Regions from separate parts of the Homo sapiens genome. Here region 1 is linked to region 2. A link is a contact called in ENCODE Hi-C or POLR2A ChIA-PET data. All regions are on one chromosome and are shown on one strand. The core of a region is the stretch at or near the end of the contact, and the rest is flanking DNA. Distances in the headings are between cores, read along the strand shown. Region 1 has its middle 15 kb from the start of OR1D5. Region 2 overlaps RAP1GAP2 (RAP1 GTPase activating protein 2).

Region 1 (3,672 bases), core at 492-2,991, 200 kb before region 2:
CAGACTCTGCTAAAAATACAAAAATTAGTCGGGAGTGGTGGGGGGGGGGGGCGCCTGTAATCCCAGCTACGCGGGAGGCTGAGGCAGGTAAATCGCTTGAACCCGGGAGGCAGAGATTGCAGTGAGCTGAGATCGCACCACGGCACTCCAGCCTGGGCCACAGAGCAAGACTCCGTCTAAATAAATAAATAAGTCTGCGCCCTTCCACTTCTCATGTCCACTTTGATATCACATGAGTAACCACTGTTAATAGTTTGGATGTGTATCCTTTCAGATGTTCATCGTTTCCTCCACAGATTTTCTGGCCCAGCAGCATAAGCCTATTTATGTCTCCATGTGAGATCATAGAATATACGATATCAAATTACCTGGACGTAGCAATAAGGCTCTGTGTTAACTTTGTGGTTCACAGTTCAGAGCAACAGAATGGTGACCCAAACATGGAGCAAGAGACACTGCTGGAGCCGCTTTTGCCAGTTTGCCAATGTGGCATTGCCAACTCTCCCTGCCCTCTGCCTCCTGGCGCAAGCCCTTGTGACTAGACCACTGCCTCAGTACCCAGTCCCAGTCCTGGGCTGGCTTCTAAAACAAACTCTACATTCACTTTTATTATCTAGAGCCCTCCCTGTTCCCATTCTGATGTGTGTCACCTCAGCCTTTTATCTGCGTATGTGTATTCAACAGGACCCAGGTCTGGGCCTCTGCAGCGAGGCTGGGCAGCCTCTCCTGGTGTATAAGTAGCCACTGGTCTGTTTTGCATGAGTCAGAACCCAGCGATTTCATGACAACCTGGAGTGCGTGTGTGCCTTGAGATGGTTGGGAGACAGAATCAGTTTTATGCACCAGCCACTACAGGCACCTGTGCCTCAGGCCTATAAACTTTCCAAGGATTCATAAAATGCTTGAATCCTGAAAGAAAAAAAATATTTATTACTAGCTCCAAAATGCTAAAAGCGCAAAGTTGAAATTACTAAATATTTATTTGAATGCATACGAAAACTGGCACATCAACTTGTCAAGAGAAACTCAAGTTTTCTAGACGGTCACCTACGTATCCTGTTTACTGTGGGATGCGGGTGCAAGAAGGCCCTTGAAGGTCCGGTACTTGGTCTTCCAGCCCCTGGCTGGGGCTGCCTCCCACTCGCCCAGCGTGGTCTCCTCCCCGGCCATAACCCGAGCCAGGGCTCCACCCCAGCCTCCCGTTCAGCCCGCAGCAGGGTATCCAGGTCTTCAGTGCAAAGAAGACACCTCCACCTGCCTCCCGCCATTTTCCCCTGAGGGCTGTTGAGTCCCACAACCCACCCCGGGGACAGCTGCCGCTCTGGAGGGTTCTGAACCTCGTCCAGCCCCGTTGACCGCGAGCCCGAGGCACACAACGGTGGAAAGAGAAACGAGCTTCCAGCAGCGTACTGCACCCCTCCACCCCCAGAAAACCCAGATCCCCAGCCGCTGGGAAACTGAGAGCAGCGGTGGGACAGCAACCAATGGGAAGCCCAGGAGGGTGGGACTCCTGTTTGACTGACCAATGGGAGTTCCTCGCAAAGCCGGACCTCACGGCCTGTTGCACACCCGATTCCACTCCCCGGAGGGGCTGAGCAAAGTCGCAGGCCCGGAGGCGACAGCCAATGAGGAGATGGAAAAGGCGGGACACCGGCAGAACCAGCGAATGAAAAGCCTGGAGAGGTCCACGCTCCAATTCCCTTCGCCGCCCGCAGCTGGATGTCGCCCTGTGGTTCCGCAGGTTGCGCGCGCCATCCAGTGGCAGCCGGGCGGGGAGGTATTCGAGATCCGTGCGTCTTCTCCGGAACCCCTTCGTAGGGCTCCCCAGTTTCAGGAGAAAGGATGACCCTGCCCGCCCTCCACGTCCACCGGGGAGCGAAATCGTCCTGGGCCCTCCATCCTTCCTGAAAGCGTCCTTCTTTCCTACCGCCCGTGCTCTTCTTCTGAGAAAGCATCGGAAGCTAGGATTCTAAATTCCGTTAGAAGAACACTGTGCAATGGCAATGGCCTATCAGACCGTTAGATGACCAAAGGCGCTGATAAAATGTAACATTGATTGGTAATTAAAAAAAAAAAAGAAAATGAAATTTTTAGTCAACAGGAATTAAACAAACCTGAATTTAATGACAACTCAGAAAACCATAGTGAACCTCACAGTGTTTGAAACGCCAGACGCATTCCTATGAAAGTCGAGCTGGATGCGAATGCCCCTGCTCTCACCGTTTTTATGTAATGTTTTGGAGCGCCCAGGCAAGATATAAGACTTCAAAGGGGGCAAGGCGGTTAAAACTGGGGGGCAGGAGGAAAACAAAATATTATTATTTCAGGTGAAATGATTTATACTTGAAAATCAAGAAACATTAAAAACTAGAGAATTCAGTCAGGTCTCTGGAAGAAAAATATATTTGTGTGTGGAACGTGTTGTCTGGGAGTATACAGAAAAAAATAAAGAAAAGGAAAGAAGACTATAGATATCCTACATGCTAGCATCAGAGATGTTGAGGAAAGAAGACCCCATTCGCTGGAAAAACGAAGGCAAATTTTTCATATGTAGGTGATATGATTCTATACTTTGAAAGACAGAGCCCATTAAAATTGTTAGGAACAATAAGAGAATAGGATGAGTTGGCTGGATGCAAAATCAATATACAAAAATTAATTCTATTTCCGTACGCAAACAACCAGGCAGAAAATATAATGGTAAAAATATCCTATGTGTAATAACAGCAAAAAAAAGAAAAAAGAACTGAGAATAAATTCAATAAAAATTTTATTATTCTGGCCAGGCACGGTGACTCACGCCTGTAATCCCAGCACTTTGGGAAGCCAAGGCGGGTGGATCGCTTGAGGTCAGGAGTTCAAGACCAGCCTGGGCAACATGGCGAAACCCCATCTCTACGAAAAATACAAAAATTAGCTGAGTGTGGTGGCAGGCGCCTGTAATCCCAGCTACTCTGAAGGCTGAGGCAGGAGGATCACTTGAACCCGGGAGGCAGAGGTTGCAGTGAGCCGAGATCACACCACTGTACTCCAGCCTGGGCGACACAGCGACACTCCATGTCAAAGAAAAAAAAATTTTATATATATATATATATATATATATATATATATATATATATATATATTTCTACTGGAGTACATAAAAAGAAAACTTGAAATAATAGAAAGATATATTTGTGAATAGGAAGTTTCTATGTAATAAAAATGTCAAATCTCCCTAAATTAAAACTTTATCGTGACCCTAAGAAAAGTTCCAAAAAGACTTTGGAGAACTAGAAAACTTGATCTTAAGTTTATATGGAATTATAAGGTTCCAATAAAATCAAAGAAATAGCATAAAATGCCCCTAACCTGAAGGTCACATATATCAAGGTTAAAGAATCATTGAAGGTCCAAAACAATGAAAGCAATTGTTTAAACTCATGCCAAGATATATCAACAAATTTCAGATCAACTGTATATACATTCTATTCTCTTATTGTTAGTAATAATTTTCAATGGACATTCTTTGTGTTTCCAAGTATGCAATCATAACATCTGCATATAATGAAATATTTGCCTTTGGTCTTGCAGGGAACAGGTTGTTTCCTGCACAACATCTTTTAAGTCTTTGATGCTGGCATATGCGGATCATAAATACTTCCGGGAAAAAAAAAACAGATCAGCAAAAAA
Region 2 (4,150 bases), core at 1,054-3,553:
AAATTTATTAAGTTCTGCCTCAATACTGTTGCCTGACAAAGGCTCTAAGCTTGAAGTACCTTCCTTAAAAAAGCAGGCGGGCCAGGCGCAGTGGCTCACGCCTGTAATCCCAGCACTTTGGGAGGCCGAGGCGGGCGGATCATGAGGTCAGGAGATCGAGACCATCCTGGCTAACATGGTGAAACCCCGTCTCTACTAAAAATACAAAAAATTAGCCGGGCGTGGTGGCGGGTGCCTGTAATCCCAGCTACTCGGGAGGCTGAGGCAGGGGAATGGCATGAACCCGGGAGGCAGAGGTTGCAGTGAACCGAGATCACACCACTGCACTCCAGCCTGGGCAACAGAGCGAGACTCCATCTCAAAAAAAAAAAAAAAAAAAGCAGGCAGTGTTAGGTGTTAGTGACACACCTGCGCCAAACCAAGGCACTGTTCTTGAAGAAATCACAGTTCGAAAGAGAACGGACAGGGAAGAATTTTCACATTACTCTGCTCCAAGGCCACATTCATGAGGCACTTTGGGGTGGGCTGAGAAAGCTGGATACATGCAGACCGCAGGAAATGAGGACGGCAGAAGTCTCTGACGGCAGAGAAGGGGTCTTCCTGCAGGTCTCACCTCACCCAACTTATGCCCCACGGCGTCCCAGCTCTCAGGACCTCCATGGCCTGTTCCAGCCTCCAAAGCTCACAGTCCCAGAGAACAAAGTGCCCGGCAGCTGCCAGCCCAGGTCTCTCTTCCAGTCCAGGGGAACTCCAAAGGCTGAGGGGGCCTGGGTGGGAATCAGGCCTGGGGCGGGAGACAGCGAAGTTAATCATGAACAGAGCGCAGACAGCTGCACAGCCCGTTCCTGAGGGGCCAGTGGGTTGAGGCAGACAGACACGCATGCCTGGCCCTGAAGAAAAGGGCCTTCTGTGCCTGGGAACCGGCTCCAGGAGACATATCCATGAGAAAGCGGGAATCAGCCCCAATCCCCGTGCCCCTCGTCAGAGAGCCAGCCTGCAGCAGACGCCACCTCGTCGCCCCACCCAGCCACCAACTCCCAGCGCCCCACTGCTGGGCAGAATGACTGCCACCGTTCTGGGCTGGGATTGGGGGTGGGTGGGGGCGAGGGGGGCCATGGAGCAAGGAGGGTGGGGCCTTTGATGAAAACCAGATGTCTTCAAACGCCTTGCCCCTCCCCTCCACGGGCAGGGTCCCAGCTATTCCATGGACCACACAACCTTTGGGACAACGCAAGGGTTATAAACAGAGCCTTGGACAGGACGGTCCAGCACCCCCGCTCTCTTCTGCCTTTGAGGGTACACACATACACACACCTGCTCTGGGATATCACTCTGAAGCCCGCTCGCACACAGCTGAACGCTCACACCTGTGCTAAGACACCTCCACTCTTGGCAGGTACATCAGCGCCCCCTGCTGGGCCACAGCACAGTTGCGTCTCTGGGATGCCCCCTTAGGAGGAAGACAGAGGAGGGGGAAGAGGGAGGCAGGAAGGCGTCGGGGGAAGGGAAAGATTGAAGTCATCTGAGGTCGGGAAGCAGTTTCTATTTTTGAAAAGTGAGAGCTGGGCCGGGTGCGGTGGCTCACGCCTGTAATCCCAACACTTTGGAAGGCCGTGGCAGGCGAATCACTTGAGGCCAGGAGTTCGAGACCAGCCTGGCCAACATGGTGAAACCCCGTCTCTACTAAAAATACGAAAATCATCCAGGCGTGGTGGCGGGCGCTTGGAATACCAGTTACTCGGGAGGCTGAGGAAGGAGAATTGCTGGAGCCCAGAGGCGGAGGTTGTAGTGAGCTGAGATCGTGCCACTGCACTCCAGCCTGGGGAACAGAGCAAGACTCTATCTCATAAATAAATAACTAATTAAAAAAAAAAAAAGAAGGAAAAGAGAGAGATGCAGGAAAACTCTCTGCCAACATACTGACTCTCCTCCCAGCTTCTAAAATCCCCTCACAGAACCCATGACCAGCCCCCAAGAGGTCCATCCCACCACAATAGGGTCGTTCCGTGATAAACGCAGGCCAGGACTCGGAGGCCTCAAAGACAAGCCTGGGAAACCTCAGCTCAGCCCAACTTTCCTGGGGCCACAGACGTCATATTAAGCAGAGGATCTAAACTGGCTCAGGTTTTGGAAACGGATCTCTGTGACTTGTGTGGCATTTCCAAGCTCCAAGGAAAGGAAACCACGCTGAGGAAACCCACAGATCCCACTCAGTGGCGGGCACCCTGCGCTCTGGTACCCAGAGCCATGAAGGTGGGGCCTGCAGTACGTGATGTCAATCAGAACCCTGCCGACTTCCTGTTCAGGGATTATGGAGAGTGGGTAGAGGGAGGAATAAAGAAGTTCTTCATATATCACTTGGGTTACTGAAGTTATTTAAAATACTTCCTTTTTTGAAGTTCATTTATGGATTTTTGAATTTTTGCTAAGCTGCATGACTACAGTAATTTTTCCCACAGTGAAAAAATTCAAAAGGATCCTTCTGTGTGTGAAATTTCTGACGAACAGGAAGAGGTGTTATTTTGCATAGAGGCCGCCCAGGAGTCAGTACAGAGAATCAGGAGCGGATGAGGCTGAGGGCTGGGTGGCCTACAGCACAGTCCCTCTCCAACCCAAGGTCCCCCGGCCCCCGCCTCACTGATTACCAAACCTCCCCAGCTGCTGCTACTCCTGAAGCCACTTCCACCTCTTCCAGAGTTTCTGAGGCTGAGTGGAAAAGCCGGGAGGGAAGCTGTCTTTCCATAATATTAGCAACATTGCTTAGCAACATCTTTCAAAGCGAGAACCAGCAGACTCTCCAAAACCCTATTCTGTTTGGCTCTACAGAGAACAGAGTGGTTTCTTATACATGTATTATTTATATACTATTTTATATATCCAGTAACGCCTTCTGTGCCTGGCTTCTCTGGGAGATGACGAATTACAACTATGTGAGATTTCCAGGCGACTAGGGCTTTGGGTAGCAAGACTTTTTGTTTGCTTCCTTGCTTGCTGTTAGTTACTGTAATGACCCTAGCTAGAGATTTCTCTCAAACGCCTCCAAATGCTGTTGTCCTTTAAAGACAGGTTTGATGCCGGGCGCGGTGGCTCACACCTGCAATCCCAGCACTTTGGGAGGCTGAGGCGGGTGGATCACGAGGTCAGGAGTTCGAGACCAGTCTGGCCAACATGGTGAAACCCCGTCTCTACTCAAAATACAAAAATTAGCCAGGCAACGTGGCGGGCGCCTGTAATCCCAGCTACTCGGGAGGCTGAGGCAGGAGAATCGCGTGAACCAGGGAGGTGGAGGTTGCAGTGAGCCGAGATCGCGCCACTGCACTCCAACCTGGGCGACAGAGCAAGACTCCGTCTCAAAAATAAACAGATAAAAATAAAGGCAGGTTTGATGGAATCTTTTTGTGGTGACTCAAATCCATTATTATCAACACTACCATTATTATCAACTACTATTGTGAGCTAAAATGCAGTTAGGAATTGACAGGCCATTGAGAGGAGATGCCCACTTGTCCCTAGGCTTAATGGCCCCAAACAGCTGTGGTGCAAAGACACTACAGTGAGGGAATAAAAATACATATGCTGCAGTCAGACGAACCTGGGTTAGAATCCTACCCCCAGCTTTTACTATGCATGCGGCCTTGGACTAGGAATTCACCCCCTCTGTGCCTCAGTGTCTTCATCTGTAAAATGGGAATAACAACAGTGCCAACCTATTAGCTACTGCAAGGATTCAGTGAACATGCATGCTCTACACAAAGACTTGCATGACAATGTTCATCACCATTTTATTCAAAATAGCCAAAGTTGGCCAGGCATGGTGGCTCATGCCTGTAATCCCAGCTACTCGGGAGGCTAAGGCAGGAGAATCACTTGAACCTGGGAGGCGGAGGTTGCAGTGAGCCGAGATTGCACCACTGCAGTCCAGCCTGAGTGACAGAGTGAGATTCCATCTCAAAAACAAAACAAAACAAAACAAACCGCCAAAGTCGGAAAGCAGCCCAAGTGTCCATCAACAAGCTGTGGTACATCCCCGCGGTGGAATACGACCCAATAATAAAGGGGAACAAAACATGGACACATGCAACAACAAGGAAGCACCTCAAAAGCAAGATCTAAGTGAAAGAAGCCAGACACCAAAAAATGCTTAAAATGC

The links. Hi-C counts contacts between places; a loop is a spot of excess contacts on that map. ChIA-PET counts read pairs that join two places held with the same protein, here RNA polymerase II (POLR2A). Pooled maps may share reads with other maps.
Region 1: a loop to region 2 is called in a pooled map, with 7 times the contacts of the local background. The contact joins two enhancer-like sites. A Hi-C loop is called at or near these places in 8 of 50 pooled maps. POLR2A ChIA-PET finds 5 or more read pairs at or near these places in 4 of 52 experiments (A549, BJ, H1 and 1 more).

Annotation. Positions count from the first base shown.
Region 1 is chr17:3,046,945-3,050,616 of GRCh38, reverse strand. No RefSeq gene overlaps it. Among named protein-coding and RNA genes, the nearest start is that of OR1D5, 15 kb to the left of the region's middle. Within about 2 kb of position 1,741, at least 6 of the 41 ENCODE cell types and tissues checked have a DNase peak (open chromatin) inside an H3K27ac peak, as active enhancers do.
Region 2 is chr17:2,846,229-2,850,378 of GRCh38, reverse strand. The region is part of intron 2 of RAP1GAP2 (RAP1 GTPase activating protein 2); the gene reads right to left. Among named protein-coding and RNA genes, the nearest start is that of RAP1GAP2, 52 kb to the right of the region's middle. RefSeq lists enhancers at 272-862, 2,045-2,636. Within about 2 kb of position 2,303, at least 3 of the 41 ENCODE cell types and tissues checked have a DNase peak (open chromatin) inside an H3K27ac peak, as active enhancers do.